Regions from separate parts of the Homo sapiens genome. Here region 2 is linked to region 1. The links are chromatin loops, found by intact Hi-C in ENCODE. Cell type or tissue: endothelial cell of umbilical vein. All regions are shown on one strand. Each heading gives the region's core, and the rest is flanking DNA. Links, peaks and the distances in the headings are about the cores only. Region 1 overlaps FRMD5 (FERM domain containing 5). Region 2 overlaps FRMD5 (FERM domain containing 5).

Region 1 (5,381 bases), core at 153-5,152:
GGGACTGGCCTGGAGCCTGGGGCCAGCCTGGTATTAGGGCAGGAATGAAGCTTGGATCTGTAGGGGCTGGTCTGGAGCCTGGGATCATGGGTACTGGCATGGTACCTGGAATCCTGGGGACTGGCCTGAAGACTGGGTCCATGGGGATATGCCTGGAGGTTAGGTCTGGAGGCTAGGTTTTTGAGGGCTAATGTAGGTCCTGGAGCCGTGAGAGCCAGCTTGGAACCTTGGTCCACATGGATGTTCCTAGAGCCTGTGTCCATGGGTTCCAGCCCAGTGCTGGGGTCTACTGGGATGAGCCTGGACCCTGGATCTGCTAGAACAGGGCTGAACCCCAGAGCTGCTGGAGTGTAGGGCTGCAGAGGCTCCCCTACAGGGTGGGGTCACGAGGATCAGCCTGGCCTGGAGCCCGTGTCTGAAGGTGATGGCTTGGTGCCTGAGGCCTAGGCTTCTGCCGTGGCACTGGGGCAGGCTTAAAGCCTGGGGTTGTGTGGGCTGACCTGCCTCTGGGCTGTTCTGGAACCTGGGGTGGGCCTGCAGACTAGGTCTGCAGGGGCTGGCCTGGAGGCAGGGTCCACTGAGCAGGCCTGGAGCCTGGGGCTGCAGGATCTAGCTTGGCACTGTGGTGGACTTGGAAGCCTAGTCTGTAGGTACAGGCCTGGAGTCAGGGACCATGGGGCCTACCCAGTGATGGGTTTTACTGGGACAGGCCCAGTGTTGAGGAATGAGGCAACGTCCGGTACTCACTCTCCTTCCCTCACACAGAGGGTATCTTTCTCCATGCTGTGCTGTCTGAGGTTTGGGGAAGTGTGACGAGGGTAACGTAAAACTGTCTTTCCTGCCCTCTTCAATGTATCTTTTCTTATTTCTACATGATACCTCATTGCTGTACTCCCTCATCTGATTTCCCTAGTTCTTGTGAAGGTATTTTCATGCATGGATAGTTGTTTACATTGATATTTCTGTGAGGTGATGAGTGCTATAAAGTTCAATTTCACCATCTAGCTGATGTTCAAACCCTCAGTTTCTCTCCTATAGATTCTTACTGAATTGATCTGAGTGGGGATTGCCTTTTTTTTTTTTTTAAGCTCCTCAGCTGATTTTTTTTTTTTTTTTTTTTTGTATACCAGTTTGAGAGCCATTGTTCTGGAATTTGCTGCTCAAAGTGTTCTGCATGTTGAAAATGCAGAATTTTAGGCTCTATCCTGGATCTACTGAAAGCAGAAACCATCTTTTAACGAGATCCCCAGATGATTCATTTTCACATTAAAGTTTGATAAACACTGCTCTTGAACAGTGTCAACCTTGGCTATATATTAGAATCATGTGGGGGGCTTTTAAAAAAATGATACATGCACTGATATTTCTTTAAAGCTTTCCAATGATTAAAACATGAATATCACTGAACTAGAATGTACAAACACAAATATCTGCTCAGGTATACTCTAGTCATGATGAGAAGAAAGAAAAGAGAGAAAGTTTGAACTCCCACTTTCAAGAAGACAGACACAGGGGACCTACCTTAACAGAAGAATGCTGCTAGCACCAGAAAGAAAATGACTCTTATGATGATAAAGGCCTGAAGGGTAACTCCCAAATTTCATCTCACAATACTCTAACTACTATGCTTGTTTACGGCATCTTTGCTCTACCTCTCTAAAACCAGCCTTCATTGTTGTCCTGTTCTCTGCGCACTCCTCTCCCCAATCCACACCCAAAGATTCTACTCTTGAGATTCCTCAAGAAAACATATTTTTGACTCTAGGGAACAAAAACGGATCAAGCTCAAAAGAAATTCCCCATTCTGCAGTAAGGTTGCAAAGGATATATTCTTACCAACACATTCTCTTGTGGTTCATCTCATTCCCTTCAGGGTGCCTGCTGGCAATGACACAGGATACCAGAATTGCTGATAGAACCTAGTCTGTCTCCATAGGAGAAACTGTCTCCTTGCCTGTTGTCTCCTTGCCCCTGAGCTTTCTTGATGTAGTTCTACTACCAAAGTGAGTGGATTTTTCCCCTGGGCCTGATTTCTATTCTTTTTATATTATTGAAATCTAACAGTGGCAGTTGCCTCCCCATAATCTAGACAATGCTTGCAAATGATGAAAAGGAAACACGTCTATCTATCTCTACTCTTTATAGAAAAATCAGAATGATCATGCACGCCACAAGAAACAATTAACAGTTTCAGTCCATATGACTTGTGTTGTTTCCAAACAACCACAATAAAACCATAATGACAACAAAAATATATGTTCTTCAATGTTCATGACATTGAGATCTCCGGTCTACTTCCAGTAGGCCTCTTAAAGGCCTCTTTTTCCTGTCTTAAAAAAAGTTATTATATATATTTAAGGTATACAACATGATGTTATATTATATATAGTAAAATGGTCCTTTGTGTGAGGTATTTCCTACATCACACTAAAGAGACTTTGTTAGATAATATAATTAACATCTTCAACTGGTTCAATGTGGAACTAAGGTATTGTCATCAGGGATATAACGATCATAGCTGCTTACAGGTGGTATATGATCTGAAGCTATGATTCCTTCTCCACAAAATGGGGATAAGACTATCGCCTTTTAGTTCTGCTATCAAGATTAAATGAGATAATAGATACATAACTTTGTAAATTGCAAAGTGGTCTACAAGATTTAGATATGCTTATTATTAGTTGGTAGGAATGAGTGACATATCCTGGAAGACAAGTAAAGAAATCATTTCCAGGACACAGCAAAAGTATTAAAGGACAGATGAAGTTCTCTGATGGCAAATCTCTGCACAGGTGACCAAGGGTTCTATTTCTAGTTTCCTATTAAAGGTAAGAGGCAACACTAGACATTGTCTTTGACATTAGTTTCAAGCAAGCAGACTGATCAGAGGCAATGCATATGTGATCCAACACTCCACAGAGAGGGTGTCTGTCAATTCTGTCATGACCATTAGGCTCTCTACCTTATTCAGTTTAAGTACATACAAATCCCTAAACTCCACTGCCATTCAAACTGGCAGACACTAAGGCTTGAGCACTAAAGGGAAAACAAGGGGTGCTTTTTCAGATCTAATAATGGCTGGCCAGAGGATTCTATCCCTGGCAGCACAGCTGCTTCTACCAGGAAATTGATGAGATAAGCTTGTGAGATGATGGCTGATTTCACATCAGGAAGTTCAGTATGATTTGAATGAAAGACTCCGCATTCCAAGACTCCGCCCTGCCGTGAGATAGGCAGGCCTATTTCTATCCAGCTGCTCTCTACCATGCAAAATGACGTCACTTTCTAGAACACAGACAATCTCTGGGAACAACCTGCTGGCAAGCAAGCACCAAAACTTCTGGAAAAAGAAAATAAGCTGTAATCATCAAATGCTAGGGATAGGAAACAAACAGACGATAATTTCATTCCTCAGCTGTTAACACTGTTTTTTCTCTCTTCACAAGTTGCTTTCATTTTTATTTTTTTTTCAGACGGAGTCTCCATCTATTGCCCAGGCTGGAGTGTGGTGGTGTGATCTCGGCTCACTGCAACCTCCACCTCCCAGGTTCAAGTGATTCTCCTGCCTCAGCTTCCTGAGTAGCTGGGATTACAGGTGTGTGCCACCACGCCTGGCTAATTTTTATAATTTTAGTAGAGACAAGGCTTTGACATATTGGCCAGGCTGGTCTCGAACTCCTGACCTCAGGTGATCTGCCTGCCTTGGCCTCCCAAAGTGCTAGGATTACAGGTGTGAGCCACCGCACTCAGCCTTTAATTATAAGTGTGCAGTTCAGTTGTGTCAAGTACATTCACACTGTTGTGCGACCAATCTCCAGAACTCTTCATCTAGCAAAATCAAAACTCTACACCCATTTAAAAACTTTTTTCCTAGTATGCAATTCATTATTATTATAGTCACCATGCTGTATATTCGGTCTCCACAATTTACTTATGACTGCAAGTTTGTTCCCTCTTACCAACATCTTCCCATTTCCCTACCCCCACACCTGACTCCTGGTAACTACTTTTTTACTCTTTTTATGCGTTTGACTTTCTTAGATTCCACATATGTGAGATCATGCAGTATTTGTCTCTGACTTATTTCACTCAGAATAATGCCCTCCAGTTGCATTCATGTTGTCACAAATGGCAAGACTTCCTCCTTTTTACAGGCTGGGTAGTATTTCATTGTATACACATGTGTGTGTATCTATATATGTGAATACACACACACATATACAATGGAATATCTATATCACAGATATATGTGTGATATACAGATACACACATACATGATATACCATTTTATATTTGTGTGTGTGTATGTATATATATATATATATATATATGCCATGCATATATATATATATATATATATATATATATATATATGTGCCATGATTTCTTTGTTTTTGTTTTTTTGGAGACAGCATTTCACTCTGCTCTGCCACCCTGGCTGGAGTGCTCATTGCAGCCCCAAACTCCTTGGGCTCAAGCCATGCTTCTGCCTCAGCTTCCCTAGTAGCTAGGACTATAGGCATGCACCATGCCCAGCTATTTTTTATTTTTTTGTAGAGACAGGGTCTTACTATATTGCCCAGGGTGGTCTTGAATTCCTGAGCTCAAGTGATCCTCCTGCTCAGTCTCCCAAAATGCTGAGATTACAGGTGTGAGCCACTGCACCTCACCCTACCACAATTTCTTTGTCCATTCTTTTGTGAATGAACACTTAAAAGATTGTTTCCATTTCTTGGCTATTGTGAATAACGCTGCAATGAACATGAGAGTGCAGACATCTCTTCAACTCATTTCCTTTGGATATATGCCCAGAAGTGGGATTGCTGGATCACATGGTAGTTCTATTTTTTTTTTTTTTTCTTGAGACAGAGTCTCGCTGTATCCCCCAGGCTGGAGTGCAGTGTCACAATCTCGGCTCACCGCAACCTCTGCCTCCCGGGTTCAAGCGATTCTCATGCTTCAGCCTCCAGAGTAGCTGGGATTATAGGCAAGTGCCACCACACCCAGCTAATTTTTGTATTTTTAGTAGAGACGGGGTTTTGCCATGTTGGCCAAGCTGTTCTTGAACTCCTGATCTCAGGTGATCCACCCACCTTGGCCTCCCAAAGTGCTGGGATTACAGGTGTGATCCACTGTACCCTGTGGTAGTTCTATTTTAAAATTTTTGAGGAACCTCCATACTGATTTTCAAAATGGCTATACTTTTTTAGTATTTGGAGATAGGGTCTCACTCTGTTGCCCAGGCTGGAGTGAAGTGGTGTGAACACAGCTCAGTGCAGCCTCAACCTCCTGGGCTCAAGCAATCCTCCCACCTCAGCCACCCCAGTAGCTGGAACTATAGGTGCGAGCCACCATGCCCAGCCTCAAAATGGCTATACTAA
Region 2 (5,381 bases), core at 248-5,247, 87 kb before region 1:
AAAAAACCCAGTCTGGGCCTCAGCTGGGTAAGCCTCAACTCTTACTTATTAGCCTGTTAGGAAATGTGCTTGTTACTTGGAAACACTTTCAACTTTGAGCACACTGAACTAAAAGGTCTCTGAAATAGATACTAGAATTCTAAGATGCTTCATATCTTGGAGATTTGCCTGAGAGGATGGGGAAAAAATCAAGTCTGATTACACTCCAGAGTCTCAGGGACTTTATCAACCAGGGGCCCAGGACAAATCCCTAAAACAGAGTCAGAATGACTTTAAGGGGCTGGTAGTAAGATCTCAGGCGCAGTTTAGGGTTGAGTGTTCAGTGTTTTCTGGCTCTAGGAAATCCAAGCAAAATCCTCTAACTTGGCTGGGTGTGGTGGCTCACACCTGTAATACCAGCACTTCGGGAGGCTGAGGCAGGTGGATCACCTGAGGTCAGGGGTTCGAGACCAGCCTGGCCAACACGGTGAAACTCCATCTCTACTAAAAATACAAAAAAAAAATTAGCTGGGCATGGTGGTGGGCGCCCGCAGTCCCAGCTACTCAGGAGGCTGAGACAGAAGAATAGCTTGAACCTGGGGGGCAGAGGTTGCAGTGAGCCGAGATTGCACCACTGCACTCCAGACTAGGCCACAAAGCAAGACTCCATCTCAAAAAAAACAAAACAAAACAAACAAAAAAAACTCTCTAACTTGAACTCTGCTTCAAGTTAGATACTGTTTGTTTGTTTGTTTATGTATTTATTTATTTGGAGATGGAGTCTTGGTCTGTTGCCCAGGCTGGAGTGCAGTGGTGCAATCTCGGCTCACTGCAACCGCCACCTCCTGGGTTCAAGCAATTCTTGCACCTTGGCCTCCCGAGTAGCTGGGACTACAGGTGTGTGCCACCACACTGGCTAACTTTCGTATTTTTAGTAGAGACGGGGTTTCACCATGTTGGCCAGTCTGGTCTCGAACTCCTAACCTCAGGTGATCTGCCCACCTCGGCCTCCCAAAGTGCTAGGACTACAAGCGTGAGCCACAGCACCTGGCCTAGATAATGTTTAGATTCAAGAAGGAGTCATCAGTGCTAACTGAAAATAATGTAATCAGTACTTGGCATGAAAAGCAAACTTATCCTGTCAAAAGTCATTACCTTGAAGGATGTAAGCTGCTAACAAGGCAGCATCCGATGTTTTACAGAGGAGTCGGCCATGGTAGAGATCCCTTTTGATCTGCAGGAAGACTAAATACCTGGAGAGAAAACAGAGAATAAACTATAAAGGATTTCTTTGATTGCTTTAAAGATAGAAATATGTATTGTAAGCCTATCAAAATCTTTGTCAGGATACTTTTACTACATTAAAAAAAAATCCTAAAACATAATGTAGAACAAATACATTCTCCATTTCCCTGGAAACTCTTTCAGGTACTTTGCCCTGAACTGACTTGAGGTTCAGTTAAAAATATGCCAGTTTCCTCCTGTAGCTCAAGTCAGAAATGGCTGTTTCCTGGTAAAAGCATCACCCCACAGTGCTGAGCTTTGGAAGGAGCCAGCCCCAGTCGATCTGGTGCCGAAAAAGAAAACTATGCCATCAGAGACTGGCAAACTGGGCCTCTCTCCGCCTTGGATGCCAGCTGATGTTCCTTCTTAAGTAGAATGGTGGGTGAAGGAACTAGCCCAGGAAGAGTTCAGCCTCAACTTACCAAGAGAATCTGTCCATATGTGGAAACAGCCTGCAGTTACCGAGGTCAACCAGACCTTTGAAATGGAATAAAGTGTAAGAAGAGTGAGCCGAGATTGTGCTACTGCACTCTAGCCTGGGCAATCGGAGAGACCTTGTCTCAAAAAAAAAAAAAAAAAAAAAAAAAAAATTGCAACAAGAGGCACTGGTGAAAGAAGCACACAAATGAAGCAGAAACCTGGGGCCAGCACCTCTTTAAATACAGAAAGCTGTTGCCTCAGGTGGAAGCAGGATATCAAAAACAAGAGCAAATAGTAGCTGACATGTATTGAGCACTTACGATCTGCCAGTCCAGGTGTTACACACTTTACATGCAATAACTTATTTAATTCTCACATGACACTTTGAGATAGGTACTGTTATTATCCCCATTATTACAGATAGAGAAGCTGAGGCTTTAGTGATTTTCTCATGGACGTACAACTAAGTGAAAGAGCCAGGATTCAACTTCAGCACTGTGAGACCCCTAAACTTGGCTCTTCATCACTATGATATTCTGCCCTCCTTGCACTATAAATGCTTTGCAGTTTCACTAGTTGGATGGACCCTGTCACAGTGGAATGGAATTGATGACTTTCCATTTTGAAATGTCTTCACAAGGAGTGTGGTCTTTATTGCTCTTCTTAGAAGACCTGTAAGATTATGAGGAGCATCAGTCCCTTGAGTGGGTCACCTACCATGGTGGCTCCTTGGCCAGGGAGCATCTCTGGTGATTTAAAAATATTTCCACAGATTCTTTGATAATCCTAATTTCATGAGGTAGAGCTTAATTCCTTCTCTGAGTATGGCTTAGACTTGGTGACTCACTTCTATCAATAGAATAAAGCATGAGTGAGTGTCTGACTTCTGAGATCATAAAGTCATTGCAGCTTCCTCCTTGTTCTCTTGCCCTTGGATCACTCATTCTTCTTGAGGTTGCTTCAGCAGTCCTATAGAAAGGTCCATGTGGTGAGGAACTGGGGCCTTTGCCAACAGCCAGCAAGGAACTGAGGCTTTCGGCCAACAGCCATTTGAATGACCCATCATGGAAATGAAGTCCCCACCTCCAGTCAAGCCTGTGGATCACTGCAGCCCCAGCCAACCTCCTGACTGCAACCTCGTGATTGACCCTGAGCCAGAACCACCCAGCTAAGCTGCTCTTGAATTCCTGACCCATAGACACTCTGAGACAATTAAACGCTTGTTATTTTAACTTTTATGGTCCAGCATCCCTAGGGGAGTAATGAAAATGTAGTAAAATTCCTTTAAATTCGAACAGTCTGAACCAAAAAGAAATTGACCCCTCCCTGGACAGTTGGAGGTTTCCATTGTTTCTGTTTTCGGGCTGAAGAATGAAACAGAGGATTCCTTGTCCACTTGATCATGTAAAAATGCTCAACAGGAAGAGGGCTGTTGACAGTGCAACTTCTAGGAGGTGGTAGGAAGGGGTCCTAGCAGGTAACTCTGAGAGGCTTGGGCTTGAAGATTCAAGCAATTAACAAACAGAAATGAGGGAGCAACCAAGCCATCTTCTCTCCTCAGCGCTTGCTACTCAAAGTGTAGCCCACATATCAGGGGTATCAGCATCACTTGAGAGCTTATTGGAGATAAAGAATATAGGCCCATCCTACACTTCCACCTACACCTTTTAACAAGATCCCCAGGTGATTTGTGTATAGATTAAAATTTAAGAAGCTGTCCTAAGAAAATTCAAAAGCCATCTTCTAACCACAGCAGGATGGACTGCCTTCCTCAGACCAAAGGGAAGGTGAGTCTTAGCCTGGAAGTTAATAAGAACCCATCCCCTCACTCCCACCAACCCTACTCTGCCCAAATGTTTGCCAAGAAAAACGAAAGGAAAAAAGACATCATGTAGAGTGAATAATTAAGATGGATCTACCAAATCAAGCTCGTCTTCACTCTGCTTCCCACAGCGAAATGCCACACGGTGTGTGGGAGAGAGTGAGTGAGCACTTCTCTGCCTCTCACTGTTCCAACTCCCACCTTCCACAGGCTTCAGCAGGATGTGGATGCAAACCTTTTGCCCCTTACTCACTGATCACTCCCTGGGCCTGGATTCACGCATCACGTCTTCCATGTTTCTCTGCTTGTCTGTGTCCAAAATTCAGGGACTGTACATATTGGACTAAAGGAGATATTACAAAGGGATAACATGGCTCTGGGCAGTGATTCTCAATGTGGCAGAGAGGGGAACATCTTCCAGGGGGAGCCCGTCAGAATCTGTATGTGTTGGGGGTGCTCCTGTGGTTTGAAATGGCCCCTTTGGGCCGGGCGCGGTGGCTCACGCCTGTAATCCCAGCACTTTGGGAGGTCGAGGTGGGTGGATCACCTGAGGTCAAGAGTTCGAGACCACCATGGCCAACATGGTGAAACCCCATCTCTACTAAAAATACAAAAAAAAAAAAAAAAAATTAGCCAGGCATGGTGGTGTCGGCGTGTAATCCCAATTACTTGGGAGAGGCTGAGGCAGGAGAATTGCTTGAACCCAGGAGGCAGAGGTGGCAGTGCGCCAAGATCGTGCCACTGCACTTCAGCCTGGCTGACGAGAGCAAAACTCCATCTCAAAAAAAAAAAAAAAAGAAAAGAAAAGGCCCCTTTAAAGTTTCTGATTTGCTCCCCTTCTCCTCCCACCCAAGGGAACATGATCCTGCTCACACTGAGAACCACTGTCTTTCCAAGGCATCATTATTGATGGCAGGTAATGGCCTCAGGTGAACTGGAATAGAAACAAGGCTTTCCACTGCTGGGCAGGGTTCCTTTTGATTTCTGGTGATAAAACAGCTGCAGGGAGGTTAAAGGCAAGGCCACAGGGCATTCTCAGGCAATGTCATAAAACTAGATGGGAAGAGGGAAAAGGATACACCAGTATCCTAAAGAAACAAACCATAGTTGAGGGCAAGAGGAGATGAGCTCATGAAAGAATCAACTGACAGCTTCAAGAGAGAGAATGAGCTGCACCAGGGCTCCCCCTCCCTTTCTGCCACAGTGGCTTCCATCGAGCTTTGTGTTTGGTTCATTTAAGAAGATAACCAGTGACTCAATGTTGTTGGTGGAAATATATTCCACATGACTCATAGCATCCTTAGACCTATTCACAAGAGACCCTGGCATGTTCTCCCCTGCCACACAAGGGCCTAAGGAAGACTATCTTGTTGCCTGAGGCACTATCTCCAGGGCCACTGTGTGTTGCCAGGCAAGGGATCAGCCTGCTGGGGCTGCCTAGTGCAGCCCTCCTGAATCTCTGAACCTCAGAACATTTCATAGCCAAGGAAATAGAAGTCCAGAGATGGAGAGTGACTTATCTGAGGTAACACAGCAATCAGAATCCAGGCCTTCTGACTCGGCCCATGGTAATTCACTTAGTTATCAGGTTAGTCCTAATCCAAGTCAGGAGGACCCTTTGTTATCAGAGAGATATTCTCACTGAGACTAAAGGAGAAATGAGCTCTAGACCGGATTTAGGAGAACACGCTTGCTTCTGAGGAAACTGGTTTTTTGTTTTTTAAACTCTGCTGATCTCTTTCTGGCCTCAGAGGGGCTTTACCTCACCTCCATTTTTGTTTGAATGCTAGTGTTGTCCTAAATTGATTGGAGTGTGAATCAGGACAGAATTAGCAAGAGCCTGCAAGATGCCAGGGAAAACCTGAGCTTTTGTGTA

What was found. A loop is a pair of places that touch in the nucleus more often than their neighbours do. Peaks named below come from ENCODE experiments on the same cell type or tissue, not always from the same donor. Only the 100,000 strongest peaks of a DNase experiment are listed, where the experiment ranks them.
Region 2: it touches region 1 in a loop (11-fold over the local background); 3 of 110 quality-filtered maps call a loop at or near these places.

Annotation. Positions count from the first base shown.
Region 1 is chr15:43,995,616-44,000,996 of GRCh38, forward strand. All of the region lies in intron 1 of FRMD5 (FERM domain containing 5), which reads right to left. Among named protein-coding and RNA genes, the nearest start is that of WDR76, 170 kb to the left of the region's middle. In endothelial cell of umbilical vein, for the core only: no CTCF peak of the experiment used is centred there; DNase peaks (open chromatin) are centred at 3,226 and 4,776; H3K27ac peaks cover 1,600 bases.
Region 2 is chr15:43,908,748-43,914,128 of GRCh38, forward strand. FRMD5 (FERM domain containing 5) reads right to left here. Exons shown (of 14, transcript NM_032892.5): 5 at 1,135-1,232. Among named protein-coding and RNA genes, the nearest start is that of WDR76, 84 kb to the left of the region's middle. In endothelial cell of umbilical vein, for the core only: no CTCF peak of the experiment used is centred there; DNase peaks (open chromatin) are centred at 2,684 and 4,674; H3K27ac peaks cover 3,042 bases.